2 separate regions of the Homo sapiens genome follow, and region 2 is linked to region 1. A link is an interaction called in ENCODE POLR2A ChIA-PET data of the cell type or tissue named here. Cell type or tissue: B cell. All regions are shown on one strand. Each heading gives the region's core, and the rest is flanking DNA. Links, peaks and the distances in the headings are about the cores only.

What was found. Peaks named below come from ENCODE experiments on the same cell type or tissue, not always from the same donor. Only the 100,000 strongest peaks of a DNase experiment are listed, where the experiment ranks them.
Region 2: POLR2A ChIA-PET joins it to region 1 with 5 read pairs; 9 of 35 experiments call an interaction of 5 or more read pairs at or near these places.

Annotation. Positions count from the first base shown.
Region 1 is chr3:71,167,139-71,183,239 of GRCh38, reverse strand. All of the region lies in intron 6 of FOXP1 (forkhead box P1), which reads left to right. Among named protein-coding and RNA genes, the nearest start is that of FOXP1-AS1, 110 kb to the left of the region's middle. In B cell, for the core only: no CTCF peak of the experiment used is centred there; no DNase peak of the experiment used is centred there; H3K27ac peaks cover 961 bases.
Region 2 is chr3:71,254,234-71,270,334 of GRCh38, reverse strand. The region is part of intron 5 of FOXP1 (forkhead box P1); the gene reads left to right. Among named protein-coding and RNA genes, the nearest start is that of FOXP1-AS1, 27 kb to the left of the region's middle. In B cell, for the core only: no CTCF peak of the experiment used is centred there; no DNase peak of the experiment used is centred there; H3K27ac peaks cover 2,720 bases.

The DNA of each region.
Region 1 (16,101 bases), core at 4,177-12,176:
TTACAGGCATGAGCCTCCATGCATGGCCAACTTTTGGTATTCTTATCATCATCACCACCACCGCCATGATCATCATCACCAGGAATTTAACCTACCGAAATAATGTGAGGCATGCAGAAAGATTTATGCCTAAGGATGTTCATTGTAATGGTATTTACAATATGAAAAATTAAATGCACCCTAAATCTCTAACCTTAGAAGAAGGTTAAAAAATGCTAACATATAAGTTTGATATAATATTAATTATATACCCATTAAAATGTAGAACATTTAATTACTTTAAAAATTATCATAATGTAATGATTGCTGGGGGAAAAACCTAAAAGCAACATGCTGTCAATGGTTTTTTTTGGGGGGGTCTGTTAATGGGATTATAGTTTATTTTATATACATTAAGCCAGGCATGGCGGCTCATGCCTGTAATTCCTGCACTTTGGGAGGCTAAGGCTGGAAGATCACCTGAGCTCAGGAGTTCGAGATCAGTCTGGGCAGCTTAGACCTCGTATCTACTAAAAATTAAGAAAAACAACAACAACAACAAACTTAGCTGGGCATGGCGGCACTTGCCTGTAGTCCCAGCTACTCAGGAGGCTGAGGTGGGAGAATCACTTGAGCCCCAGGAGGCTGAGACTGCAGTGAGCCATGACTGGTGACAGCAAGACCCTGTCTCTACTAAAAAAAAAAAAAAAAGAATATATACATATATACACACACACACACACACACACACACACACATATATATAGTTTACACTTTTCTGTATATCCCCAAATTTCTACAATAACATGTATTGCCTTTATAATAAAAATGAACAGTTATTTTTAATTTAATTCACATTCACACTGTTGGAAAACTCTTGTGAGATATATAAAAATGATATATATAAATGGCAGAGAATACCTGCACCTTGAACAAGATTTATTTTTTGCATAGGAATAAGGGAATACAATTTGTGCAGGTACAAGGATTTTCTCCCATAATGTCTTTAAGTTTTCCGCTACCACTTAGCTGCTCCCTGGTGTTATCTCTCCACAGGGAGATCTCTGCCTCACTTCTAGGTGCTTCCACCATCAAATTTGACAACCACTACTCATTATCTAACATTTTGTGACAAAAATCACTTTCCTGTCAATAAAAAGAGTATGGATTTTTAAAAAACCACATTTGTTTTCTTTTTCTTTTTTTTTCTTTTTTTTCTTTTTTTTGAGATGGAGTCTCGCTCTGTCACCCAGGCTGGAGTGCAGTGGCGCGATCTCGGCTCACTGCAAGCTCTGCCTCCCAGGTTCACGCCATTCTCCTGCCTCAGCCTCCTGAGTAGCTGGGACTACAGGCACCCACCACCATGCCTGGCTAATTTTTTTGTATTTTTTTAGTAGAGATAGGGTTTCACCATGTTAGCCAGGATAGTCTTGATCTCCTGACCTCATCATCCGTCCTCCTCAGCCTCTCAAAGTGTTGGGATTACAGGCGTGAGCCACCGCGCCCGGCCACATTTGTTTTCTTTAAATTTCCACCACTGCTCCCCACTTCTAAGTTTCTTCCCAGTCTGTGTGGGCTTAATCATGTCGCATGTCCACAGTCATTACAGATACACTTCGTTGCTTACCCCATTTCATGTTGTTTCTGCTAGAGACTGATTTAAACTGCCCTGGGGAGCTGGAAAGGGCAGGAGGAATATTTTATTGGAGGCATTTTGGAATGCCACTGATGAGAGTTGAAAACCCACCCACCAGCGCCTACACTCGATGAGTGAAGTTGGGCAAGTTTTGCCATCTCTCACAGCCTCACTTTTCTCATCTGTAAAACAGGGCAATAGAGATAACTTCCTGAGAGGGTCGATGTGATGAATATGCTAAATAATTTATTGACCTTGGCACAATAGCCAACCCTTTAAAACGTGCTCCTTACTTTATTATTGTCCTTTCTTAGAATCTTTTGAAGACTGGGAAAAGCCATGGTTGAGGTCTTGGGGACCCAAAGGTGGAGGTCAGGAGGGAATCAAGTTGTTCTTAGAACCGTTCCATTTTTTAGCCCACCTCATCCGCTTTATATTAAAATCCAATCATCTTGGGTCATTGTAGATATGGCTGTTGGAGACCTCCAAGGAGAACCCTTCTCCATGGAAGTACAGTTCTGTCTTTCCTCATTGAGGCGATAAATGGAACTCAGTACGAATTCTTATTTGACAGGCAAACCTTCATTTAGAAACTGACCTCTACTTGGAGACTGCAGGGAACCGGTTCTTGTGGGCAATTAGTGCCCCAATTTACCATTTTAGAAAAGAAAACACATATCCTAATCAATACAGAATTTCTCCACCATACCTACTAGCAACGTTACTGAAGGGGCCCCACACACAAATGTTTTAAATTTAGACGCAGAGTTAAGGACACAGTTTGCCTCCAGAATCTGAATTGAATCAGGGTTTTATTTCAGATAAAATCTTTGGGGCTCATAACTTAAAAAACACAACTTTTACTGGCATTACGCAATTTGCCACGGGTCATTTAGCAAAATGTTTGTATATGTAAGCCCAGGTTCTTCTTTTTAAAAAAGGAAGGGTGGAGGGCGGGGATTGGATTTTGCTGAAATCCAGGTGGCGTTTCAGTTTATATTTAATTTTAATTGGAAATCAAATACAGGCAAGGGAGAAAAAAATCTACCATGTTTTCTTTACTAAGAGTATCCTTTGGGGAGAGGAAGGACACTGCCAGCCAGATTTTAAGAAGCAGCTTTTTTATTGGCATGTCTATTTTTTTTTCTTGCTAAATTCTTGTGCCTGCATTTTTTTTTAAAACATCTACGATTTTACACGTGGCAAAGACTTTCATGTCTCAATGTTCCTTGCTGCCGTCTTTCTATATTTTCCATGGGATTAGTACCTAGAACCAAGACAGCAAATAATTATATACTACATATAATCAGTAGCTTCCTAGGCTGTTACCTGGTGAGTCTCTTTTTTAGGTTCTAGTCTGAAATAATACATGATTCTTGTGGCCCGTGTTGATTTCTGGAAGGCTGAGGAAGTTTCTAAAGAATCAAGAACAAGAAAAACAAAAAGGTGGGTTTTTTTTTTAAGCAAGAACTTTAGAAGGTCTTCCGATTTCTGAGTATAAGTAGCTGTAGGTGCATCTTGTAAAACTCCCATAAAATATTGGCAGAGAGACTATGGCATAATTAGAGAATGGTTGCTGAGTGTGCTGGAAGAGGTGGCGAGACAGTCACTTCACTCCACCAGTGCCTACAAAATATCCCATGTGCCAGAGCTGAGTGAAATCCTCAGCACTGGCTCTGTGTAATGCTTGGGTGCAATTCAGATGTTTTCAATTGGAAATTGAATAGCAAATAATTTTGAATTTTCAACGGCACAATTAATGACACATTCGTTGTAGAAAAATTAGAAGATGCAACTAAGAAAGCAAACAGAGAAAAAAGCTATATCGCTTGCAATCCTGTTTAATGGAGGTAACAACTGTTAACATTTCAGTGGATACCCTGTTTTCCCTTTCTTGTAAAAATCATGTCTTCTCATTTTATGTATTTGTATTCTCATTGCCACCATCGAACATTATAGATGAGAAAAGAGCTAGCAGTAATGTTGCTGATGAGTGAGAATTGTGAGGGTTAATTCTCTTACATGGTGTTTCACATTTTCATCTTAATTTTAATTTCACATTTTGTGTGTTTACAGTTTTAAGGGAAAATTCATGTTCTTGGTTTCAAGTGGCATCATTCATGGGCTAATGTTTTTCTAACTCCTCCCCTCTTCATCTTCTTCCAGCTGTGCCAGGTAATTCCATATTTAGGCACAATTCTTAAACAGTTATTGTTAAGACTTGTGTAGTGGCTCACACCTGTAATCCCAGCACTTTGAGAGGCCGAGGCAGGTGGATCACTTGAACTCAGGAGTTCAAAAACCTGTCTCTACTAAAAATACAAAAAAATTAGCTGGGCGTGGTGGCAGGCACCTGTAATCCCAGCTACTCGGGAGGCTGAGGCAGGAGAATCGCTTGAACCCGGGAGGCGGAGGTTGCAGTGAGCTGAGGTTGTGCTACTCAGCCTGGGTGACAGAAAGTGACTCCGTCTCAAAAAAAAAAAAAAAAAAGATTGTTAAGAGGAAACTTCCAACATGGTAAAATAGGTAGGCCATCCTAGTTTCAATAAATGAGTATATTTCTTCCTTTTATTGAAAATCCTGAACATCTTGTCAATTTTTTTTTTTTTTTTTTAGACAGAGTGCCTCCCAGGGTCAAATGATTCTCATGCCTTAGCCTCTCAAGTAGCTGGGATTACAGGCATGCACCACCACACCCAGATAATTTTTGTTTTTTTTTTGTTTGTTTGTTTTTTGTTTTTGAGTTGGAGTCTCGCTCTGTCGCCCAGGCTGCAGTGCAGTGGTGCGATCTTGGCTCACTGCAAGCTCCGCCTCCCAGGTTCCTGCCATTCTCCTGCTTCAGCCTCCCAAGTAGCTGGGACTACAGGCGCCTGCCACCTTGCCTGGCTAATTTTTTTGTATTTTTAGTAGAGACAGGGTTTCACCATGTTAGCCAGGATGGTCTCGATCTCCTGACCTCGTGATCCGCCTGCCTCGGCCTCCCAAAGTGCTGGGATTACAGGCTTGAGACACCGCACCCGGCCAATTTTTGTATTTTTAGTAGAGGCAAGGTGTCACCACATTGACCAGGCTGGTCTCAAGCTCCTGGCCTCAAGTGATCCACCTGCCTTGGCCTCCCAAATGCAGTGATTACAGGCATGAGTGAGCCACTGCACCCAGCTGTCAAAGATGTTTATGGGTTAGAAATTACTGGCCGGGCGCGATGGCTCACGCCTCTCATCCCAGCACTTTGAGAGACCGAAGCGGGTGGATTACGAGGTCAGGAGACTGAGACCATCTTGGCCAACATGGTGAAACCCCGCCTCTACTAAAATACAAACAAATTAGCCAGGTGTGGTGGTACGTGCCTGTAATCCCAGCTACTTGGGAGACTGAGGCAGGGGAATTGCTTGAACCCGGGAGGCGGAGGTTGCAGGGAGCTGAGATCGCGCCACTGCATTCCAGCCTGGTGACAGAGCAAGACTCTCTCAAAAAAAAAAAAAAAAAGACTGACTGGGTGTGGTGGCTCACACCTGTAAATCCCAGCACTTTGGGAGGCCGAGGCAGGATGATTTCTTGAACCCAGGAGTTCAAGACCAGCCTGGGCAACATAGCGAGACCTCATCTTTACTAAAAATAAAAAATAGCCAGGTGTGGTGGCACATGCCTGTGGTCCCAGATACTAGGAAGGCTGAGATGAAAGGTGAGCCTGGGAGGTCAAGGCTGCAGTGAACCATGATCGCACCACTGCCCTCCAGCTTGGGCAACAGAGCGAGACCCTTTCTCAAAAAAAAAAAAAAAAAAAGAAAGAAAGAAAAGAAAATAAACTATCAGTATTATTAGTAGTAAGAGTAGTAGAAGTAATAATAATAGCAATGGAAAATTTATGGAAAGCCTCTGCTCTCCATACTCATGCTTAGTACTGTACCTGTGTTAGTACAGTTCCTTCTCACAAGCACCCTGTGAGCTAAGTACTTTTAAAATACTTGTTCTACACAGGAAGAAACTTAATTAGCTGCCCACGCTCGTTCACACAGCTTACGACTGGACAAGCCCAGATTTCACCCTACATCTGCCCGACTCCAGAGCCTGAGCTCTTCATCAGAGCTCTCAAGCATCTCTTACTGTGTTTGTTTATTGTGGTGATGATCAGTTCATTCTGAAAGGATTTCTCCCATTTTGCCTGCTCTCCTTCCCCATTGAGTTTCCTGAAATGTTTTGTCATTCAGAATCATTCCACTTCAACCCAACTTTTCTTGCTGAGTTCAGAAAGCAAATACTAAGTATTCCCATAGACAGCAGCTTTTCCATTTCCACCCTCTCCTATTTTCAGATGGAGCCCTTATTTGTAGCAGATGTACCTAATTTTACTCTTAAGCAACTGCGCCTTGTAACTTAGGTTGGTTTCATTTCATTTCAACGGGAGAGAGTCCTGCTTCACACCTGTTGCAGTGTGTCCTTCCAGTGAACACCCAAGCCTGGCACCGTCAGACCGAAGTTAGCCTGATTCCATCTGTTTCTAAAACACTTTGATTGGAAGGCCTTTGTTTTCTTTCTTCCTTTTTTTCATTTGTTTTTGTTTTTGAGACAAGCCTTGCTCTGTTGCCCAGGCTGGAGTGCAGTGGCACGATCTCGGCTCACTGCAACCTCCGCCTCCCAGGTTCCATTGATCCTCTTGCCTCAAACTCCTTAGTAGCTGGGACTACAGGCGCCCACCACCACACCCGGCTAATTTTTTGTATTTTTAGTAGAGATGGGGTTTCACGATGTTGGCCAGGCTGGTCTTGAACTCCTGACCTCAAGCTGTCTGCCCACATCAGCCTCCCAAAGTGCTGGGATTATAGGCGTGAGCCACCGCACCCGCCCCCCGGCTCTTTTTTTTTTTTTTTTTTTTTTTTTTTTGAGATAGCCTCTTGCTCTGTTGCCCTGGCTGGAGTAGTACAGTAGTCCAATCATAGCTCACTGCAGCCTTGAACTCCTGGGCTCAAGCAATCCTCCCACCCGAGCCTCTCAAGTAGGTGAAGCTACAGGCACATGCCACCAGGCCCAGCCAGCAGGCCTTTGTTTTATCCAGAAATAGCAGAAATTCGGCAGTGCCTCTGGTGGTGACGTTTGCAGCATGCTATAGGCAATAAAGCTAAGGCATTAGGGTCCTGAAGGATCTGAACCATACCTCCAGCACAGAAAACTTTTCTGATTGCTGTCTCCTTTGACTGGTCAGGGGGATGGAAGTATTGCTTCTAAGAACGCGGAAATCTGGGTTTATTAATAAGGCTGCACATAATAAATTGCAAGTAAGTAGTGGTGGTTGCAACTGGTATTTTATAGACAACTGAAAAGCAGCTATTTTGAGTTTGACATGGTCCCCTTTATTGCCCTTGTGTTTGGGAACATGGAACCCGAAGACTTAAACTGTAGACTTTCTCCAGGTGCCCCAAACAGCTGTCACACACTGACAGGATGAGGGAAATACCTTCTGTGTTTTCTTAGGATTATGTAACAGGCTTGAACCCTATTCTGACCAACAAAAATGTATTTGGATAAAATATTTCTGGTACCTTGTGTTTCTTGAGGAAATTATTCACCCAGCTTCACTGATTAATGAGTTAGTCCTTTTGAAGTTGCCACAGTTACTTTCGTTATTTTAATAACTGGGGAGAGTGGATTATTTTGCTTCAAGAGTGATTAGCTCTGTTGAGAAAATGTCCTTTGCTCCCTGAGTGGTATTTTGTGTTCCTGTGTCTGTGTCTCACCTGCTTTGCTCACATAGAACACTGCTCCAGTCAACAAAGAACAATTGCTTAGCACGATAAATAAAAGATAGTACTCACAAACGAGGTATGATGGGACTTAGGGTAGGAGTTTTAAAGATTCATAACCTACAAGTCAAACTATGTACATTTCCCTAGCAGCAAAAGCATATATTTGTTTCCGGTTTAGGAAAGTCTTTACCTTTCCTGGCTTATTTTATGAAGTCAGCTGATTACCCGGAGTCCGTGAGTCCTTGCTTTACCATGAAATCACTAACATCTTAGTTGGTCACCATTCTGGATCAGCACAAAAGCCCAACTAACTAGGCTACAGAGGATCATTTTTAGTCTGTCTTTATCTCTCTCTCACCTTTGAAAAACAAGCTGATGGGTCTGCTTTTGAAAAGAACAGTGGAAAAGGCTGAAAAGCAATCTTATTTGAAGAAAAGTCATCAATTGAAAATCTCCCAGTTTTGGGGCTGCTATTGGAGAGGCAGGGAGCCTCCATTCCTTGAAGGTGTCATCGTGGCCACATACGTGTTGTCAGTGCAAAAAAGAGACACACTTGATGGGCCAAAGAAGTAAGTCAAGCTCTTTTGATTCCCAGAATGAGAAATGAAGTACATGCATGTTTCTGGGTGGCTTACATATTTGCCCCTCAAGCTACTTTGAAAGTCCAAAATAGGCCGGGTGCGGTGGCTCAAGCCTGTAATCCCAGCACTTTGGGAGGCCAAGGCGGATGGATCACGAGGTCAGGAGTTCGAGACCAGCCTGGCCAATATAGTGAAACCTCGTCTCTACTGAAAACACAAAAAATTAGCGAGGCGTGGTGGCAGGCGCTTGTAATCCCAGCTACTGGGGAGGCTGAGGCAGGAGAATGGCTTGAACCCGGGGGCGGAGGTTGCAGTGAGCTGAGATCATGGCGCTGCTCTCCAGTCTGGGCAACAAGAGCGAGACTCCATCTCAAAAAAAAAAAAAAACATTTATGTACTCCAACTTGGTCATACCTGCAATCTGCTGTGTCCTTGATTCTTCTACCCTTCTCTTCCTACCCTGGGGTATATTGGGGTGTGTGTGTGTGTGTGTGTGTGTGTGTGTGTGTGTGTGTGTATGCATGTGCATACATTGTGTATTCGCTTTGCTCCTTATTCCTTATCTGTAGAGTCATAGCATTTCTAAAATTCCTTAGATGATCCAGACTCACATTTTATGGATGAAGAAACTAAGCTCAGACAGAATAAAGGCTTTGTCCTTTGATTAACTTTTGCATGGATACCCCTGATGTATTCAGAAACAGTCTTGTGGGGTATGATGTGGACCCTTCCATGATCTGTGAAGATGGATGAAATCAGGAATTTTATTTCTATGGTACTGACACTATTAACAACAACAATTCATACATAGGGTATGTGTGTATTACTATGTACATGTATGTCTGTGTTTTCCTGGTTTCCTTTGTTTGTTTGTTTGTTTTTGAGACAGGATCTTGCCGTGTTGCCCAGGCTGGAGTGCAGTGGCTATTTAGAGGCAGCTGGGCTCAAGCAAATCTCCTGCCTCACCCTCCCCAGTAGCTGGGACTACAGGTGCATGCCGCTGCACCCAGCTTACTCTTAAATTCTCACTATCAGTTATTGGGAAGTGGGTTTTTCCCCCCTCCACAGTAATCTTTCTACAATAAGGATCTGTAAACTCTAAATTTTCTTTTAAGTAGTAAAAAAATTGTTTTTGGCTTTGGAGGCTGTTCTTTCTGTCACAAATACTCCATATGAAAGCAGCTATAGATCTTACATAAATAATGGATCTGTCTGTGTTCTAGTAAAACTTTACTTACAAAAACAGAGGACTAGGGCAGTAGTTTGCAAAACCCTTCCTAGACCATGCATAGATGGGTATTTTTTCTGTGTAGAGGGTGGTAAAGTTCCCCTGCTAATCACATGATACTGTAAGATTGGTAACTTTATTTTGTCACTTTCTTCTTCAACAACAATTACAACAAAAACTTCCCCATTTCATCCTTCCCACCATGGTTGGTTTCCCAACTCCCATTCCTTAAAGCTTCCTTCATTGTGGTTTTCCTGATGACTTCAAGCCCATGTTTTCTTGAATGCTGTTGGAAAGAGGCTTAGACTTCCCAGAATATGCCAGCAATCCCTGGTGAGATGACTTCAGCCCTCATCTCCACATCTAATTGTTATCAGCCATGCAGGAGATAACCTCGGTAATTCCTTACTAGATATTCATAGTCTTCATGAACTGGCCTATTGTCACCCACACCCCCACCCTCACTTTAAAGTTGCCTTTCACTGAATTTCTAACTGGAATGTGTAGCATCTTAACTTTGGCCTAGGCCTTCTGCTTCTCCATGTCTAATGTATGGTTTTACTAATGTATGACAGCTAATATGTTGCATCAGAAGATCATGCTATCCTATGCTTGCAGGACTTTTTATGCAGGGCAAGAACTAAGGCAAAAAGTGTGTGTGTGTGTGTGTGTGTGTGTGTGTGTGTGTGTGAATTTTTTCTTTTTTTTCTAAATTGAGGCAGTTCCCATTCTAGAAATTTTGTGAATAGAGTCAGGCTGATTGGGTAGTGATGGTGAGGAGAAGAGAATGGAGACTGGGGTTGAGACAGTCTCATGAAATATCTTACTGGCTGATTATTCCTATCCAACTATGATGATTTTTCAGAAATCTTTAGGGATACTGACTCATTTTCTTAGGCAATAGATGAGAAACTTTCAGTAGAGGGGGAAAAAAGGTGACCTCTGGACCAATAGGGAAAAAAAAGCAATCTCTCAAGTTTGCAAAATGCATGGGCTCTTGCGAAAAATCTGAGAATGTTGATAGAGGTTTCAGCCAGCCTGAGTGTTGCTGCTGTAACTTACCCTGTGATTTGAAGCAAGTCACTCACTCTTTGAGCCTCTGGATACGACTTCATTTCTAAGTTTACTTTTGCCTCTGAAACTGTATGTTGCTTCTCCTATCTTAAGTTTCTGAGTAAACTAGAAATCAGACTCAGTTTGAGACAATTGGCGCTTCAGTAATTTTGGGGGAAGGTGGTACCTCACAAATCAGTGGGCAGGGCAGCCCTTTAAAAATGGAATTCCAGGCAGCTAACGAAATTTCCCAGCAACAAGTAAAAATACCAACAGTGAATCCAGAAGGAAGAGGGAAGGAAGATAGAAGGAAATCCTCATTTTGAACACAGGACCAATCAACAAGGTGGGATGCAAAACTCTTGGTGAGAAAACCTAGGATTCGGAGTCCCTGCCCTCCTGCCTTCTGTCCTGGTGACCTTAGGCAGTTGCTTAGCCTCAGTTTTTTCATCTGTAAAATAAGGTTAATAATAACTGCCCTGCACACCTCAGAGGAGTATTAGAGGAAGCAAGTGAAGTGTTATAGGTCAAAATGCCTGGTAAGCAATGAAACACTACATAAATGTAGGTGTCACCATTATTGGATGCGATTTTCATTTGCTTTACATTCTTTGAGACTCTCACATATTTTGAAACCCGATGGATTCCCTCGAGACCCTTCATGTTGTTGTAGGACTGCAGGGATTTAGTTCCTTGGGATTTCTGTTGAGTAATTCTGCACATAACCAACAGGGCATTAAAAAGCAGGCATATTCTATTTTTCCAAGATTTTTGTTCTTTTCCTTTAGTGTAATGTATCAGAAACTTTTCATTTTATAACAAAAGGCACTGTTTGTGAATTTTCTTGTATTAAAAAAAAAGTAATGGAGGACTACCCTCGAGCTTCCAGAAAACAAAAGCCACGATATCCATGATTAAGCAAAGGAGGCTACATGAGATTTGGCAGGAAGGATAGCAGGTTGGGTTGTTACTTATCAAAGGAATATTTGCTGTTGGCCTTAGTATAATAATGTTAATGAGATTATTAGGTGGGGGAGATTTTTAATAAATAATTGATAAGGATTAGAAAGTGCCTTTTCTGCAAATAAACTTCAGAATAATTAATATTCATGGACTCTGTTTGTCAACAGAAAAATGTAAATGAAGAGCCGGTCCCATCACCAGACACACGTCCTGAAGGACATCTGTAAGATAGGGTTAAAGATAGAAAAGGTGAATGCAGAGGCCTGGCCCAGACCCCAGCCCTGTGTGTCAATACAACTTTTCACGTTGTTACATACACATTTTCCAGTCTGTGTCTCCCTCTGAAAGAAACCCTGAAATTCAGGTTGCTAATAGATTGTTGGTTGCAAGTATGAAGGACAGAGGAGGTAAGAGAGGAGGCAACTTGCTAATGCAAAAGCAGTGTACTGAAAGTCACTTTTATTTCTTATTTATAATCTACATGCACACTCTGGATAATAGATGACACTGCTCATTCAGTACTTTAACTTCAAAGCAGAGAGAAGCCATGGATGACAGAGCCGGGAGCGGGAATACAAAGGTACTAACAACAAGAGGAAAAATGCCTGTTTACGGGATTGCATTTGTTAGCACGCTCTCTTCAGATATTGTTCCCCCAGGAATAGCGAAAATATGTGCAGCGCGAACAATGATTTAACATCTGAAAATGGTACTTAAAGAGTTTCTGTCTGGTAGTAATGTGATGGAGGCTTCTGAAGGGAACCTGGGGACTTCATTTCTTCTATTTATCTATATGTCTCTCTGGTTTTAGTGAGCGGTAATTGCATATTTAACCCCTCAAATAGCTTTAACCCTCACGATGCCAACTTTTTACCCTGTATAAAATGTACTTTTATCCCAGCAAAGGCAGACTCAGAAATTCCCTAGCCAAAAAATTATTTAAATTAAAAAAAAAAAAAAGTGAGTGTGTATTTGTATGAATGGATGGAAGGCTGGATGGATGGATGGCTGAAAAGAAGTTATAGCAGCATTTTGCAGTTAGTTTTAGGTGAAGAATCATGCCCGCCTTCCTGGTTTGGAAGAAGACCAGTTAAAGTACAGATATTATAAAGAGTGAAAACTCAAACAAAAAGAAGAAAAGAAAGACGGACTAAAACAACTGTGTTTTTATTTTGAATTCATTGTGGCTGGAGCTCAGAGAGGAAAGAGACGGCCCCATGGAAGGAAGTTGTAGATGGACGCTGAATCAAGAGTATAAATTTGCCGCATGCCTCAGCAATATGGTTTTCTCAATTAGTGGTCGTTCTGGGAGGCCTGCTTAACAGCTTATGCGAAACAAATATTAACACAAATTGTATAATTACATCAAAATCCCAAATTCCTCAAAGATGCAAAATGGTTTTCAGCTAAGAATACGCGAGCAATAAAACATCCTATAGTCAAAAGAAGCACACTCCAAGGAAACCATGAAGACTGGATCCGAGCGACTTTCACAGTTTATTTTCATGGTATTTAAATTATGATACCAGTGGGTATTTTTAATTAGTGTGCACTTGTCTACATAAGCCATGTTGGCAAATTTGACTCATTCATACAGTAGTTGCTGTAAAAGAGGCCAGCACAGCCTGCAGGAATTAAAATTAAAAGTTTCTGCAAGCTGTTGTCGACATGACCATATCTCATTAACTTTAAAAATGGAGATTATTTGCCTGAAAGCTTGATTTGACTAGCAGTAATCAAATATTAGGCTCAACGGAGTGAGGGCGTGGGGGGAGCGTCATTGTTGTGATATATACCGCTAAGTGTTTTGCAGTTCACTTTAAATAGCAATATAAGATTTTTGTTTTGACAAAAGGGATAGGAAAGAGAAACACAGACATATGGCCTTGAAAGTATTATTAGGACAGTTTTATTTTAGATTAAGACTCATTATTTACTAAGTTTGCTGAAGATAAATACGATTGTGCTGATTACCAGTTCTCCTCTCATTAAGCAGGCTGATTAATTATCTGGAGTAGCTCCCCCTGCTTGATCAAAGTTTAAGTATTGGAAATGGGGCCTATCTCGTGATTATCTTTTCTTTTTTCAATGCTAATTGGCATGAAACTTAAATTTGTACATTCGATTCATCCCATCGTTTTAACTAAATATGATGGAGGTTGCAAAATTGTGCGTAAAATGAACCAAAATAGAAGAGCCTTCTTCTTATCTACTCTTTAAATAGCTTGTTATTTGAATTACATATCTGAGCAAAAAATCTTTTTTTTTTTTTTTTGCCAGTAATTTTTTAGCCAGTAATTAAGGAGCCTAATGTTGAAAACCTAAAGTAACTGAAATATGGTAGACATGGGCTCATTTTAGACCCTGTTTTATATTTTCTCAGGCACAAAAGAACATTTCTAATGCATCAGGATAAACTATAAGATGAAGATACATTTGCGGGGGGCGGTGGGGGAGGAAGGAAAGATAAAAGGTGCAGTTAAACAAAAGCCAGAAGATAAAGTCTTACACCTTTTTATGTCTTTGAACTGAGAACATGCTCTGCATTTTACTAAAGGAACATGAGGCTAGAATGTAAGTAACTGGTTTTTGCATTAGGCTCTCCCTGGAGGTAGCAGAAAAATATCATGTCCCTGCATGAAATGTGAATGTGAAATCTACCAGAAAGAAATATTTATGACCATTTTATGCTTGATTAGGCTTGGATGACATCTGTTAGAAGACAGGGACTGGACAAAGAGAGAGACGCTCGGGGGCAAATGTTAACGGAGTTGTTTAGAAGACGCTAGGGCAGAGGCGTCCATTTACTGCCAGGCAAAACACAGGAATTGTGTTAGCAAGAGTGCAGCTGACAGGCGTCCACTGTGATGGAGACACTGTAAACTGACTCGATGAAATAGTCAAATACAGCTGTTGATAGTCACGGCACCACCTCAGTTTATGAGCAGGTATCTATGCTTAACCCTGATCCAGTAACTTCCAGGATGCTGGCACCTTAATCAAGTTACATAAATGTGACTCAGCTGTAAAAAGAGCTCATCTTCACTTTTTCAAGTGAGTTTTACGCTCTCCTCCCATGCGGGCTCAGCAGCACTGAGAAACTCTTCTCTATTTCTCTGTGAAAGGAGAAGTAATTAAATCGCAAAGTTACCTCTGTACCCATCTATAACCTGTCTCTTTCCTTATCTTAAGTTTCCCCTGTTTAAAAAAAGAAAAATCTAGGCCCCTTGGTTCTATAGAAGTACTTCATCACTTTAAACAGTGCAAATGTTTGCCTAAAAACGGGGGAAAAAAGTTTTCCAGCACTGGCAAACATTTTATCAATTGTTAAACATTTCACTGTTCAAGTAAGTGCTGTTTGTCTGAAGAAATGGCTCTACCAAGAGTGGAGGTATGAGCAGTTATTTCATTCTGGTTCTTTTCCCAGCTTCTTTTCCTGTAAATTTTCTGTCTGGAATGCTGATGGGAAATGTTATTTTGTTTTTGTTTGCAGCAGTTCTGTTGTTTTGATTTTGTCTGAGTGGTATGGAAAACAGTACGTCACTTAGAGTGGGTGTTTTGTCTACCGGCCATTTGGCCATTGCACATATATTTCTCATACTTATTACATGATGACAAGGGAACCGACAAGGCACAATTTTCCAGTTGAATTTTTCTTTCCAGTTTAATAATAGTGAAAAAAGAAAACAAAGTTAATAGATTTAGCAGTTTGATGGTACTCATGATGTGATAGCTGACTTTGTTTTGTTTTTTTTTTCTTTTAAACTCATTCCTTGTGGTTAAGGAGGTATTTAGGTAAAGGTCAGATTAATGCATACATCAGTTTCTATAATAAACTGTATGTGGTTACAGTGTTTCACATTTTGCATAGAGTTGCGAAATTCGGTAATTTAAGCAGGAAAATTCATAAAAGGATAATAAACAATTTTAACGTCATTCCTATGATTAGCCTGGGGTACTCTTGCCCTGGTTTTAGGCCACATGTAACAAACCTCTATCAATAAATGCGTCTTAATTAAAATTATTTGAAATGAAATTTGGATGAAAACCCAGCATACAAATCTCAAAGAATAACTTAAGGCTGTTTACTGGCTCAGTTTGGACATGCTTTATCTGAAATCATTCTCAGCATTTGCAATGTTAAGGAACATATTGCAGGAGTGTAGAAGTTAGCTCTACAAGTAAGTAATTTTTAGTGTAATACAAAAATATAAAATGGAAACCACGATTAATTTTTCAGTTTCTCTCTGCAGGTATCTAATCATTGTACCCATGGACCGCCAGAGGCTCCCATTAAAGATTTAAAATGCAAGAGGAAGGTAGAATCCAAAAGATGGGATTTGGGATTAAATAATGTAAAATAACTGCAGGGCAGTAATGAAGTGAAAGCTATTGGTGCAGTAAGACATCCTCTTAAGACTTTCTTGGGATCCACTTAAAATATTGACACTGACACACAGTGTCAGAGATTTGATATAAATAAAATTATTTGTAACTGATTAAGTTCTAAAACCATGTTTTTCATCTTTCCGACATTAGCTTTCACCAAATAATAATAATCAATAATAATAACAACATCAACAAGAAACTATCAGAAAAGCTCTCTGAAAATTCACACGTGCTCTCTTACGCTTTAAATACTGCCCTGTTATTAAAGGATTTTGCCTGCAATGTTATACTAATGTATGTTGCTTCTTCCTTGAGGATTTTAGTTATAGATGGGGAAACGCAATGGTTGGGGGTCACCTGTATATGTCCAGAGTGATTTTCTTCAAATCAAGGGAACTTTTATAATCTGAAAGAAAGGGACATCACCGCCTTCGTATATAAAAGCTGTCAGTGCGGTCCAGCCGGGCTTCTCCAGGCTCTGCTGTACTGTCTTTATCACTTTGCTCAGTTCCACATAATAACATCTTCATC
Region 2 (16,101 bases), core at 2,651-10,650, 89 kb before region 1:
CATCAGTATTAACAGTTCAAACACCCTGAAATGCTAATAGCACTAGTAAGCTTTTAATTCCATGGAATTTATTGCTTGCTGTGTTTCCATGAATTTATAACGCTTTGATTCTTAAGAGCCCCATTTAATCAGTTTTGCCTGGCACCGAACATAATAAACAACTTGCTGGTGAAAAAGTGCCACTCGGGGAGGCTGCTAACAAGGAAGTTAAATGCTTCTGCCACGAGCAGTTTCTTCGCTGTATTTTTCATGAGCTGTAATGTACTTTGCTGGCTTCAGAGCGGTGGTTAAACACAGTGACAAACCGAACCCACTCCAGCACTCGGAAACTCAGACTTTGCTAGGTGCTTTGGCAAAAAGTATAGAAGAAATCAACACTTTCAGCCTTTTCCCCCCTGCCTCTAACTTATTGGTTTCTAATACTTTTTCATTATCTTTACCTTAATCTCTTAGCATATGATTTATGGACTGGAATGGTGAGTGATATCAGTGGGCAAAAACAATCATTAGAGGCTGTTAAGGAACATTTATTGTTTATTTGGCTACCTGTCTATAAAAGTACACATGAAGGCCCTAATAGCAAAATATCAAATTATCAAGTGCTTTAAAGCAGAAAATGTCATTTGTTTCTCAAAACTGCACCAACTTTATATAATTGCCCTTTTAATTATCCCTAGTGGCCCGTGAAATTTGCAAAATAGAGCATCAAAGCTTTGATTTACTTACATGTTGCACTTTGGCGGGATTCTTAATGAATATTGTTTAGTACTAATGCTGAGATGGAATTCGTAAATGTTTATAGTGAGGGACTTACTTAGAAGAGTGGGGAGGCCAGTAATGAAACTGAATCAACTGGGTTCTTCAAGATGGAACAATATGGCCATATTCTTGGGCCTAACATTTTGAAAAATTCTTTTTATAGTGGAATTTTATTTTTAATTCAGGTCTAGATGAATACACATTAAGTTTAGTTTTGCAGAATCTTTTTTTTTCTGCCTAGCTATCTTATTACTTTCCAAGGGCTTTTGAGGAGTAATTTGTTTCCTGGCAATTTCGGATTAAAATCACCTGTTTCTTCATAAATTGTCATCTTCAAGGTAACACTGAGAACTGGATCTCTGAAATCTCATGTTTTCGAGATGATTTTTATAGCTGCAGACCTGTGGGCTGATTCCAGACTGAGAGTTGAAGTTTTGTGTGCATCATCATGTGCCATTAAATGAAAAAAAAAAAAAACAAAAAAAACCCCACTCTGAGTAGCTGTGAGTCCAGGAAGGGCCTGCATGGGTAGTGGTGCCACTGCAGAGTGAAGTTTCTATCTGTCTACGTTCATTTACCTTCCCAGATTTTTGTCTTCCTTCTGCACAGATGAACCACGAGGCTACATGTTGGGTAATAAAAGAAGTAATGATACAGGCTGGTGATAGGGAGACCCTGGAATTTGATTCCAGGCTGGCTCAGTGGGCACAGGAAGCTCTCTCTTAATATCTCAGTGATAGAGATATTAAATCATCCTGGTGGACAGGTGGACACCTGTGGAACATCACTTGTTAGACATCCCCAGGTTGACAGCACACCAGCGATAACCGCCCTTTGGGTGTGGTATGCCTGCTTGCATCTTCCCAGCCCACTGATGAGAATGTCACAAGGGACAGAATCAGGGGACTAACAGAAGTCTGTAAGATTACATCTCTCATTTCCCCTTTATCTACCTGTCTTATCACTTGGTCAGAGGGGCTGGCATGATGTGTCTCCAAGCAAACCATGTTGGTTGTTTTTCTCAAAGTGATGGTAAAAAGATTATTTCCCCTCAGTATCGCCCCTGGTGTGGAAGAGAAGAAGATCGGTTTTAATTACTTGGCTCATCAGTTTTTGAAGCTTCTTCATTATATCCCACTACCCCCCCAACTTTCCCAGTCTTCTGGGGCTTTTCCTGCCCCTTGGAATCTCGGAAATACATTTGTCAGTTCTCAAGCATTTTGGAATACTTTATCCTTGTGATGTGACTGTATCTGATTTTTAGAATTATTTTCCGCCTCCTTCATCTAGCTGATGGCAATTTAGAAGCTGAAATAAATTAGCCGGGCGAGGTGGCGGGCGCCTATAGTCCCAGCTACTCGGGAGTCTGAGGCAGGAGAATGGCGTGAACCCGGGAGGCGGAGTTTGCAGTGAGCCGAGATCGTGCCACTGCACTCCAGCCTGGGCGACAGAGCGAGACTCTGTCTCAAAAAAAAAAAAAAAAAAGAAAAGAAAAGAAAAAAAAGAAGCTGAAATAATTTTAAAATCATTAAAGCACAGACTTTTTTTTTTTTTTTTTGAGACGGAGTCTCGCTTTGTCGCCCAGGCTAGGGTACAGTGCTGTGATCTCAGCTCACTGCAACCTCCATCTCCCAAGTTCAAGCGATTCTTCTGCCTTAGCCTCCCGAATAGCTGGGATTACAGGCACCCACTACCATGACTGGCTAATTTTCGTGTTTATAGTAGAGACAGGGTTTCACCATATTGGCCAGGCTGGCCTCGAACTCCTGACCTCAGGTGATCTGCCTGCCTCGGCCTCCAGAAGTGCTGGAATTACAGGCATGAGCCACTGCGCCTGGCCCAACACAGACATTTTTAAGTAATCTGTTAACCCTGTCTACCAGAAGTGATAATATTTGCCTGGTTCAACCTCTTTTATCTTATATAATTTTACATAATTACATCTGCCACCCTTACCTGTTGTGTCTTTTGCAAACTGTGTCTCTATTCTTGCATTTTTAGCTCCATGACCTTGTCCTTCCTTATACAATCGCTTTTGTTTTTGGTCCTCAACATCAGCAAAGTGATTTCCACCTGTTTGCCATTTCTACTCGCAGATGCAGTTCTATGCTCAGTCACCTTGCAGCCCTCAAGGACATGACTCTTGTCTTTCCATGACCTCTCTTGGATGCTTCAAGAACATCTAGCCATCGAGTCCTTTCTTTTAGATTTCTTTCCATCTGGATCTACTGTATACTTATTTAAATTTTTCTAATATTGAACCTCTTTGTAAGAAAAAAGGACCACTCAAAAGTGGAGAGACACCTGGGCCACTTCCATTGCTTCAGAGCTCCTAATACTAATCTTTAATGCAAAGGCAAAACAGATTTACAAAATTTATGGTATATTCTCAATGTTTAACTCAAATAAGTTAATGTTTACACACACACACACACACACACACACACACACTCTCTCCCATAAAATGCAGCGTGATAATAATGTGACTCACAGGATTTATTCAAAACATTACTTCTGATGTATTGAGGTGATGTGGCCCAATAATGGATCTGCAGGTTCAAGTTCTTTGATGAAGGATTAAATTCACTCCTGTCACTGTGTATCTGTGATGGGAGGTTAAATCTGATTTGGAGAGAGCATTGAAAGTCCAAAACTGCAGCCATAAAAAGAATGAAATCATGTTTCTTACTGCAACATGGATGGAGCTGGCGGCCATTATCGTAAGTGAAATAACTCAGAAACAGAAAATCAAGTACCACATGTTCTCACTTACAAGTGGGAGCTAAACATTGGGTACACACGAACATAAAGATGGAAGTAATAGACACTGGAGACCCCAAAAAGGGGGAAGGTGAGGGTTAAAAAATTACTTAGTGGATACAGTGGTCCCTATTTGGGCAGTGGGTTCACTAGAAGCCCAAACTTCAGCATTATGCAATAAATCTATGCAACAAACCTGTACATATACCCTGAATTTAAAATAAAATAACAAAAATATAAAAATAAAAATAAGCAAAAGTTGGGGGCCAGGCGCAGTGGCTCATGCCTGTAATCTCAGCACTTTGGGAAGCTGAGGTGGGCAGATCACTTGAGGTCAGGAGTTCAAGACCAGCCTGGGCAACATATGGTGAAACCCTGTCTCTACTAAAAATACAAAAATTAGTCATGCATGGTGGCGGGCACCTGTAGTCCCAGCTACTCAGGAGGCTGAGGCAGGAGAATTGCTTAAACCTGGGGGGCAGAGGTTGCAGTGAGCTGAGATCAAGCCACTGTGCTCCATCCAGCCTGGGCAACAGAGTGAGACTCTGTCTCAAAAAAAATAAACAAATTTAAAAAAATAAACAAAAGTCCAAAATTATGGCCCTTTGTGGATGTGAGTCCTGGGCTAGGTGGCTTTCTCACCTTGCCTCAAGGCTGTCACATTTCCAGACACCTATGTACTCTCTTTCTCTCTTCCTGGCTTGCTTGCTGTGTTAACTCTTCATCCATCTTTGCAGCGCTAGCAAATTCTTCCTTAGTGGTAAAACTTGAACCCACCATCTGATGGGTTTCGGGACCAGGCACCATTCCCGCACTGTGTGCCTGGTTGGTCAAGACGACACCAAGTCATTAGACCGGGATGGCCTCTTGCACTTTGGAGGTTTGCTCTCAACTTTTGGCATCCTTGTTTCCTGAGGTGTGAAATGAGCTCCTGCCTTTTGATACCTGAAATGTGACCTTCACTTTTCGCGCCCCCTCCTACGTGATTCCAATGAGGTTTGTCTTTGGGTGATTGTCACTTGGTTCTCAGTTTCCTTCATACTCTTATCAGTTCTTTTGGAGTCGGTCCAGCGCGTCATGTGCCCATGCCTGTTGCTGTAAATTATCACTGCACCGTGAACATGTGTACATTACTAGGGCAAGAGCTAGCCTGGGAAACCTAAGTCTGCACATTTTCCGCCGTGTTGCATGTTTTCTGTTCTCTGCCTCTGTGTGTGTGCAAGACAGAGAGATAGGCTATTTGTCAAGTCAGCTAGTTGCCTAGGTATCTTTGTCTCACATCTGGCTGTTTCCTCCTAGAGAACCATCCAGTTGGCTTTCCAGGCCTGGAGGTGAGCTAATGGATGAGTGAATATTAGCAGTGGGTGTTCCTCATCTCTTTGAGGATTTGCCTCAGAGTTCACTACCAAGGGATTTCTGGAACTAGGAGCCATTCTTTACATCAGTTCTTGAGGCTTCTTTGATATCAGGGGCAAAATGATCCCTTCTCTTTTCTTTCTTATATCCTGTGCTTTGTCTCCTGGGTGATTTCTCTTCAAGTCAGTTGTGGGAGGTGCCTAGAACAACGCTAACACGGGGCTCAGTAAGTTTGGCAGATATAGTTGATTTTGGCCAAGGTTGTTGAACAGTCCAGAAATTTCTTGAGAGAGAAAAGAAGGTAGAATGTGTTGTTTTCTCTTTCTGTATTTCCTCCCCCAGTCACCTATAGATTCCTGGAATTAGAGCTAGCACTTCACAGAACAGAGCTGGACTTGCTCTGAAGCTTACAGCTGGAACCTCTGAGTGTGTATACGTGCACACTCTAGAATCAGATGAGCCAGACTGCATTCCAGCTCAGCACCTTTCTCGCTATGTGATCTTGTGCAAGCTGCCTGACCTCTGTAACTATCTCTTTTCTCAACTGTATGATAGGGGGAAATGGTACCCATTTTTAAAAAGTAGCTGTGAGAATTAAATCCATTATTGAATATAAAAGCAGTAGAGCCTAGTGTATAATGAACACTCAATAAATGTTACAGTTATTTTTCATATTGATGGGAGTACCCAATACAAGACTGTTATCAATCGCGTAATTCTTTACCTCCAGCTGAACTACAGGGTGATAATGGTTGAATGGAGAGTTTTGTGTTTGGAAACTCAGAGTAGAAGACAGATGACAAGGATGCTGGGAACCTCCCTGACCCTCTAATATAGTGCTCAGCAAACCAGCCAGGGAGGATAGGATAGGTGATAAAGCAATTAGGAAATCTAATCAGATCCCTCCAAGTGGCAATGTTTTCTGAAGTCTAAGGACTTAAGAATTGAACTAATTTCTCTAAAACACCATTCATGGCTCTCCATTCCTGATATCAAGATTTTATGAGTCTTGCATTTCTCATCCTCATTTGAGTGCACTCTGGAATTATGGATTTTATATTTGCTGGCGGTTTACCATAAATAAGCCTTGGGTCTTGTGAATTCATGTGTTTTGAAAAACATCGCTTTTGTTTAGCTTTCCAGTCTGGGTACAATAATCTCTTCTTTCTAGAAGTCATTCCAGGGCAAGTCTTCAGGATATTTGGTTTCTATGATAAGGTGATAAACATGGATGGCTTGATCTTGGAGCCACCAAACTACATTGAGCTTTAAATTCTCCATTGGGTACAATGGTTACATGCTTCTTACCCTAAAACTCTGGACTTACAAGTCATAGTTGTATGTAAGTATTAAATTCACTGAATGAGATTTTTCTCTAGACAGATATCCTTTCTGAATCTGGGTTTCCTGGCTGGGTGCAATGGCTCACTCCTGTACTTACAACAATTTGGAAGGCCCAGGCAGAAGGATTGCTTGAAGCCAAGAGTTCGAGACCAGCCTGGGCAGGAAAGTGAGACCTCATCTCTAATTTAAAAAAAAAAAAAAAAATTAGCTGGGAGTCGTGGCATGTGCCTGTAGTCTCAGCTATTCAGGAGGCTGAGTCAAGAGGATCATTTGAGCCTGGGAAGTCGAGGCTGTAGTGAGCCGTGAATCACTCCATTGCACTCCAGCGTGGGTGACAGAGTGAGACCCTATTTCAGAAGAGAAAAAAAAAAAGGAATATGGATTTTCTCTGAGTATGGTCAACCTGATCATTATTATTATTAAGTAATTTTTCAGTAGAGCTTTGAAGTGAGTGAATCTCCACAAAGGAGTAGCTTAAGTATGGCTGGAACTTGAGTAGGTGGAGCAGCCTTATGTAGAAACATAGGTAGTGAAGCATAGGCACCTTCCTCAAGGGTCAGGAACAGAGTTCACTCCTGCACACCTCGCACATCACAAAAGATCTGGCTTGTTGTAGGACATGATATACATAGTTGTTGAACACTGACTGAGAAGGAAGGTCAAGCATTTAATTCAGGCCCCAGCCTGAGTAGACAGCAAAATTCAAGATAAGCAACAACAGAACAATAAAAACCCAATTCCCCCACATCCGATTTTTATATTCTTTCAGCAGCCACTGGTATTCCTGGCTTTCGTGGTGTTGCACAGGCTCGGTTTTGTTGTTTTACTTTTAGTTTTTAAACAGGTTTCAATTGCTCTCAGTAGGTATTCCACAGGACGGGAAGTCTGATTCTGTCCATGGCTGTGTCCCCTTTGTGCTGCATACACAGCAAAAAGGGCCATGTTTTCTTTCCCTGCACCCTGTGACCTAGCCCAGGGTGAGTATAGAGGTGTTCTGAAGGGCAGGGGTTGGAAAAACACTGACCTTAGTTTTGCTGAGCTACTCCTGATTTGAAATGAATCACTTTCAGGGTCTCCTGAACTCTTCCAGGCACTGCGTGAGAAGCCCTATCTCAGGTGCTTTGGGCATGTTTTACTTTTGCTTTCAAAGGGCTAGCCGTTTTGCCAATGGAGTCCCAAGGCCACCCGAAGACTCAGTCCCACAGCTTCTTAGTGGAGCACCTTTGCAACGGCTCAAGATCTACCGGGTCAGATCATGTAAGTGAGGACCTCCCAGAGAGAACACTTGAAAGGTTTATTTCTAAAACTAGTCACAATACTAGGGTAACCACCCAAGTGTCATTTTTAAAAAGCAAAAAGTCAAGCCTCAAATTAGCAGAGCCCCAGTGGAAATCTCTCCTCCAAATCCATTACACAGGAGATGAGCTGGGTAAATACGGAGGACTCTTCCATTTAGACTCTGACCCTCACTCAATGAGGGGAATGATTTGTTTCCCACGTTGGTTCTGTGCCCACCTTTTTGCAAACCTTTTAATTTAAAAGAGACAGTGATTAATGATGCTTTTGATCTGCTGACTTTTTTTTTTCTTTTAAAGGGCAGCCTCTTTCTTTTCTACATAAATTTGATGTTGGAAGTAAACCATGAGTATAAAAATTCTATTGCTTATTTATTTCTGGAAGTATTAGAAATCTGCTCAGCCCCTCTCCTCTGCCCCAAAGAGGTCCTAGCTTTGATAGTCATGGTGCAGGCTGGGATCATATCTTTTTTGTATTCTTAGCATTGAGTGTCTGGTATGTAGTAGGGACCTGACAATTTTTTTTTTTTTTTTTTTTTTTTTTTTTTTTTTTTTTGTGACAGAGTCTTGTCCTGTTGCCAGGCTGGAGTGCAGTGGCGCAATCTTGGCTCACTGCAACCTCCACCTCCTGGGTTCAAGCAATTCTCCTGCCTCAGCCTCCCGAGTAGCTGGGATTACAGGTGCGTGCCACCATGCCCAGCTAATTTTTGTATTTTTAGTGGAGACAGGGTTTCACCATGTTGGCCAGGCTGGTCTTGAACTCCTGACCTCGTGATCCCGCCGCCTCGGCCTCCCAAAATGCTAGGATTACAGGCGTGAGCCACCGCACTCGGCCGGGATTTGACAAATATTTGTTCAGCAAACAAATGGATGATGAATTAATAAATGATACTTAATAATCAGGACTTGTATGGAGGACAGTTCCAAAAGTATATTTCCAAGTAACTTGTGTACCCTCTTATTGGAAAATGTCGACTATTCCATAGGCTATGAAGTTGGATTTTGTTTTGAATCTGCAGTGATTCAAATAAGGTAATTCACAATGAAAGATCTTTCTGCCTCCGTCCCCTCGAGAGTAACATCAGTGTGTCTTTCCTAGCTGGGAGATCAGGCCACCAAGAGAGACAGTCATTTTGAAATGTGCGAATGTTTTCACAATTGTTCGAGATTATTTCTCAGTAACACAGCTTTAGTCTACAGAGCTTGCTAACCTGCCTCAGTATTCTGTGTTCTTTTATTGTGGGTAGATAGATGTTGATAAATCAAAAGAAAAAAAAATCTTGTTAATTTCAGCATTACATCAGATCTTAGCAAATGTAGATTTCTATTATAATATTTTGGTCTAACTATCGGAAATAAAAGTCTGTTTTTCTCTGTGTTATACCAGTTTGCTCAATTTTATGTTTTTTTTTTAAATTTAAATATATGAAAATAATACAAGAATTGGCTTTAGTTCCAGATTGCAGAACTGGAAACTAAAGTTAAAAAAAATCTAATTTTTTTATTAATGTATTTGATATTATGTTGAAAACTTAGTGATAATTTACTAAAAGTGGCATTATTTATATCGATTTATTAAATAGAGAATATAGCCCAAACCTTAATGTGCTGGAAGATAATTACTTAGAATATCCGACAGCTTTGCGAGAGGCCTGTATTACTTTAAAAGGTATAAATGATAGGTTGTGTAATACCCTACATTCTTATCTTGAACTATATTATCGGGGGCTCTTTCTGTTTTACCTTAATGTGCCCAGGGGACTCCTGCTTAGCTTAATAGGACACCCAAAAGGAGGAAATGCAGAGTTAATGGTTTAACAAATTCTAAACTTTATTAGCAATTTGCATTTAGGAGAAGGGCAGATGGTGTGTGGTCGAAAGCTCATGGGACTGTGAATTGGTAGACTTTTTTTAAAATCCAGCTTTTGCCCCTAACTTTTGGTCTCGGAGACCTCTGTTCTTTAATAACTAGAACTGTAGGCCGGGCGTGGGGGCTCATGCCTGTAATCCCAGCACTTTGGTAGGGTGAGGCGGGCGGATCACAAGGTCAGGAGTTCGAGACCAGCCTGGCCCAGCATAGTGAAACCCTGTCTCTAGTAAAAATACAAAAATTAGCCAGGCATGGTGACGTGCGCCTGTAGTCTCAGCTACTTGGAAGGCTGGGGCAGGAGAATTGCTTGAACCTGGGAGACGGAGGTTGCAGTGAGCCCAGATCACCCCGTTGCACTCCAGCCTGGGCGACAGAGAAAAACAAAAATCCTTCTCAGGAAAAAAAAAAAAAAATTAAAGGAAATTGCTCTAAATATGATACAGAAATAATTAAATTACTTATTGCATGCCATTTTAGGAACATGTGAATGTTTAACAGACTTCATCGTAAAGTGTAAAGCACTACCATGTGAAATAGTTGGCAAAAATGAATCATCCCATAAATTCTTTGACAAAACATGGCCAAAAGGGTAAAAGTATCATGTGCCCATTTCATCTCTGCATTTCTCCCCCCGCGCCCCGAGCCTTCCCTACGTATTAGAAAGTGTTGGCCGGGCGCGGTGGCTCACGCCTGTAATCCCAGCACTTTGGGAGGCTGAGGCGGGCGGATCACAAGGTCAGGAGATCGCGACCATCCTGGCTAACACGGTGAAACCCCGCCTGTACTAAAAATACAAAAAAATTAGTGGGCGTGGTGGCAGGTGCCTGTAGTCCCAGCTACTCCGGAGGCTGAGGCAGGAGAATAGCGTGAACCCGGGAGGCGGAGCTTGCAGTGAGCCGAGATTGCGCCGCTGCACTCCAGCCTGGGGGAGAGAGCGAGACTCTGTCTCAAATAGAAAAGAAAAGAAAGTGTCCCTGGTTAGTTCCCTGCTGCCCTTCCTCACCTCTTCCTTCATGTCCCTGCCTAACTGGGTACCACGCTGAGCCTCCAGCAGCACCCCCACCCTCTATCCACCAAAGGGGCTTACCTGTGGAGCTTAATCTGGGCTCACTTGTCTTAAGGGACTTTATACGTAACTAGCAGGTGGCATCCACATCACTAAGTATTTCCCCAGTGCTTGTTAATATGCTGTTCTAAGTGATAGGCACCTCCTCTTAATATGGATAGTTAATTGATTTGTAGGCACTTTTGTTTCATCACAACCCTATTTCAGTTACAGTTGTTCATCCTTCTTTTTCTTCTTATCATTACTCATCACAAACCATCTAGTTCGTCTATGAAAAATCAGTCGATTGGGGTCGTCTCCCTTTACCAGACGCCCATAGGGTTTAGTTTTCTTCCAACACAGGGATCATAGACTTAGGAAGTGAGTCATTTGGGACATTGGTACTCATTTTTCACTATCCTTGGTGGACAATAAGAAAAATAATAGGAATGATAGGAGGTAATATTTACCAAACACTTTGTATGTGCCAGTTCAGCAAACCATTCTGAATCCTTTACGCATGTCTTCTCTTTTCATCTTCATGATAACCTTACAAAGATATACTGCAGCTGACACTATTTTCTAGGTCATAAAACTAAGACACAGAGAGGTGAAGTGAGCTCTGCAAGGTCACACTGTAGCTTGTCTGTGCTTTAAGCTTGGGCTCTTCTGGGTTCTGTTAGAAGCCTTTGGTTGCCGTGCCCACTCATGCCCATGGGGCAGCCCATCCCATTCTTTACTTCTTTTTTCTTTTTTTTTCTGAGACACAGTCTTAGCTCTGTCACCCAGGTTGGAGTGCAGTGGCACGATCTCAGCTCACTGCACCTCTGCCTCCCAGGTTCAAGCAATTCTCCTGCCTCCGCCTCCTGAGTCACTGGGACTACAGGCGCATGCCACCATGCCCAGCTAATTTTTTGTATTTTTAGTAGAGAAGGGGTTTCACTGTATTAGCCAGGGTAGTCTCGATCTCCTGACCTCGTGATCCGGCTGTCTGGGACTCCCACAGTGCTGGGATTACAGGCATGAGCCACTGTACCCGGCCTCAGCCCATCCCATTCTTAGGGCTACTGTCAAAGGTTTCTCTGCGGTCAACATTGACTTTGTTAATATTATCAGTGATAGTCCTAGACACAGAATTGCTTCAGTTCAAAAAGATAGGTTCCCACACTTAAAGCCTTAAGCAAAGCTCTCTCTTCTCCATTCCCCTCCTACATCCTTCCAATTGCCACACACTGTTTATTTGACCTCTGAAGTCTCTCCTGCTTTCTGCCCTTCCTGTCCTTGCCTTCCTGCCTGTAGAATGAAGACTTGGCTCCTTAGCATTGCCTTCAAAGCTCTTCATCCCCTGGCCCCAGTCTCTGTGTCTTCTAGAAGTTCCTCCAGCCTAGCTTTCCACAAAATATCTGGGTGTCACCTAAGGGACTGGCCCTCTGCTGGGAGTTCAGGATTGACACAGGAATGCTCACAGAGCTTATACCAGACCCCTTATTCTGCCCTTTGTTTGCCCTACCCTTGAACTTCTATAGCTCCTGTTACTGCTTCCTTCAGTGTTGGATGCCAATCCTCTGTCTTTTTTTTCCTCCTCTCCTACCTATTAACATCCTACTCATCCTTCAAGGCTTGGCTCAAATATGACTTCTATGAAGCCTTTTCAATTGAACCCAGCCTGTGTGACTCACTCTTTTGTCTGGGCTCCCACAAGTGTGTGTTTGTATTTCATTATAACCTTTGTTCAAGTCTGCTCTGTATTTTAGTGGGTTCTTTTCAGATTCGAAAGCCACAAATTCTTGCCTGAAGGTAAGAACCTATTTAATTTATTTTTGTGTGCCCAGAGCATACTATGTAGATATTCGTAGGCGCTCCGTGGATGTTATTAAGCGCAGTAATAACAATTACCATTTTGTTGAGGGCCTACTGTGCATCAGGACTGCGAGGTATTTTGTGTTCACTGTCATGTTTGCTCCTGCCAAGTAGCTTATGAGTGAGTTCTAGCTGTGATTGTTACCCCCATTTTACAGATGAGAAAACTTAGGTCCAGAAAGATGATGTGTCTTGTTTGGGTCACATAGCTGGTAAGTGGAAGTGCAGACATTTGCACACAGGTCTGCATGCTTCTAAAAGTCCATGTTGTTTTCACCACAATGCCTGAGAAATACATTATAATGATTTGCTGTGGCCCCTGGAAATCCAGATTAAGAGTCCTGAGTCCTTTAAGAAATACTCCCGTGGCTCCATTTCTTTTTCTTTCTGCATCCTGGAAATTTCCTCCTTTTAGTCACCTCCTCTTTTTACCCATTCTGCATTTTTTTTTTTTTTTTTTGAGATGGAGTTTTACTCTTGTTGCCCAGGCTGGAATGCAATGGCATGATCTCAACTCACTGCAACCTCCGCCTCCTGGGTTCAAGCAATTCTCCCACTTCAACCTCCCAAGTAGCTGGGATTACAGGGGCCTGCCACCACCCTCGGCTATTTTTTATTTTTTTTATTTTTAGTAGAGATGGGGTTTCACCGTGTTGGCCAGGCTGGTCTCGAAACTTCTGACCTTAGGTGATCTGCCCATCTCGGCCTCCCAAAGTGTTGGGATTACAGGCGTGAGCCACCATGCCTGGTCCCATTCTGCGTTTTTTAAATATTGCCAAAACTGTGTTGCAAAGAACTAGTAAGAATATTCCTGACTTGCAGGTTCAGCCACTGGTCTTTCTTTAAGTGACTGTTAGCCAAATTTTTATAATTTAGGAGCACCCATAACAAAGAAGCACTATATCACAATATTGTGAATTATATTCAGCAAGAGTTCAATAAACTCAGCTTCCTCCCGTGAATCAGCATCAAGCATGGGCCTTCCCATCATACTGCTTGAGTTCTTTGGTCACAACTAACAGAGATTCCCTTTGGCCAACTTAAAGGTAATCCTTAAAAGAAGATATTGGATGAATAGCTGGTAGCTCAGAATGAACAGAAGATGGCTAAGATAGGAAGCAGGACAGTCCCAGTATATAGGAAGTGCCAGTATCTTCCCCAGCTCGTCGCAGCCACTGCTAAAATCAGTACTCCTCAAACATGTTTCTGTCCTCACATCAGTCTACTCAGATGAATCAGACAGGCCTAGTCTAAGTCCCATATCTACCCCATGGCGATGACAGGGCAGGGGATCTTGACTAAGAGTCCCAGCCTACATGCAACAGTGGGGGAAAGTAGTTCCTTAAAAGAACATTGAAGTGAGAGGCCGGGCGCGGTGGCTCACGCCTGTAATCCCAGCACTTTGGGAGGCCGAGGCAGGTGAATCATGAGGTTAAGCGGTTGAGACCATCCTGGCCAACATGGTGAATCCCCATCTCTACTAAAAATAAAAAAATTAGCTGGGTGTGATAGTGGGCACCTGTAGTCCCAGCTACTCGGGAGGCTGCGGCAGGAGAATGGTGTGAACCCGAGAGGTGGAGCTTGCAGTAAGCCAAGATGGCACCACTGCACTCCAGCCTGGGCAACAGAGTGAGACTCCGTCTCAAAAAAAAGAAAAGAAAACAGAAAATTGAAGTGAGAATGGATTCTGGATGCCCCGCCCCCACCACCAAATTCAACAAACCCCTGCTGTCCCTGAGCTCTACAGGAATAGTGGAGTTGATTGGAGAGAGGCGCAGTTTCCTCTCTGGAGTCCCATCTTTTGTGACTTTCAACCTCCTTTCTGAGCAGGCTATTGACTCTGTCTTTGACGATGTGAGGAAACCTTCCAGCTTTGCATCACAGCAAGTTTGATGAGCCTGCCTTTACCTTGGATGTCTTCATCTGGTATTTACGTCATTGGGAAAGATGTAATGACATACCAAGACCTGTAGCTTAGCTTGCTGCTGAAGACCTTCGTCCAACTAGTCCTAATAAAACCCAAGCTCTAAAAACTCATCATCAAATAATAAAAGAGAAATAGAGTAAATGCACAATTCATGAGATTAATATAGACCAGGAAGACAGTCTTTTTTTCCCTAATAATCTTTACTTTTATATCCTACTTTATAGGGGTGCTGTTTAATTTCATGTTCATTTACTTTAATTACTTCTTGCATGTAGTTTGTGGGGAAGTTTGCCATTTTCCAACGTCTAAAAGATGGCTTACTTGAGTTTCGTTTCAGACCCTTTTAAAATTAATATATAATAAAACATAATATGTGTATTTGTCATTTTTCATCTCCAAGGATTACTCATCATAATCGAATCAATTTTTCCAGGGAGATTTTATCAGACTTACAAGTCAAATTAGTTGAATGCATTTCTTTTGCTAATAAACAGAGAACCTTTACCCTGGAAGCATCTCCCCACTGAATTCCAATAATTTAGTGTTTCCTTGCCTTAAGAGCTCAACCAGTAAATGACCTAGGCATCAAAAGAAATTTATTAGCCTAAAAGAAGATTGTTAAGATGGGAGAACTTAAGAGTATGAAAGCGAGGAAACATAATAAAATCAAAATGTAAATATTGAATACATATATGTTAGGTATTTTTTTAAAACTTCATTTTAGAGGGTTAGGCTTAACTCTCCCCCACCCCAAGCAAAACATTTCGGGGTACAGATTTTTCTGTCTCTATAGTTGCATTTACTTCTATGTTGCACATGGGGACAGTGTAAGGCTAACGGGCTATTATATTCTGACCTAAACAATTCCTGTGTTTCTAATTTAGAAGATAATTGCAGTCAAGGTAGGACAAGACCATTTTGGATGGTGGCTAGTCTGATTGCTGCCTCTGTCTTGAGTTGCCTTATGATCTATAGGTCCGAGGTTAATTGTGGGAAGATTTTGGCCATGAAACTACAGCAAGCCTTTACAGGAATGGAAAAAGGGTGTAGTTTCTTTCAAGTGCATTTATTAGGGTAGGTGTGATCACCGACTCACTGCTTGGCGTTAAGTGGGCCCATTGGTTATTGCTGTGAGGTGGTTCTAAATCCTCCTTTTAAAAAGCTCCGTTCAAGTTGCTGTGACCTTCTCATGCTGCTTGCTCCCAAGTATTTCAAATGTTGCAATGCTGGGCATTTTGTCAAGCTCATAACTGAAATGCTTTCTCCATATAAGATATGGAGTTTGACCCTATAGTAGAGATATGAATGTGGATTTGCTTTTACCCTGTAGATAAGATCAGCTACAGTGAAAGACACAGGTAAATAGAATGCTTAGGCAGAAACTGTTGGAATCCAGTGTACATGTGAAAAGAGTGAAATTTTTCAGGGCTAACAGTAAAGCCCTCTTCAGTGTGTAACTGGAATTCACCTTCTCTAGTATTTTTGCACAAGATTGAGAATAAAAATGGTTGTGATTGATGAAGCATTCAGTGTATATCTAACTGTAAGTCGGACTAGAGGGACTTTTAAATCACCCAAATGAAAGATTGTATTATCATGAACATTAATATGTAACAGTTAAGTGTGTCATAGCTTATCATAAGTCCTGGCATTCGCAGAGCTCTTTGAGGCCAGCCAACCAATAAGGAAAAACTTTTTAGCAAATGCCGGTCCACAATACCTCCATGAGTGAGGTCAGCCCAGTAGTCATGACTCTTAATAGGTTATTTATTTTTGTGTGCCCAACCTACCTACCTGTACATTCTAGTCACACTTTGCGGGGGCCTTGAAGATGTACTCTGAATTTTCTCCTCCCAATATTCTTACAGGGAAGACAAAAGCAGGT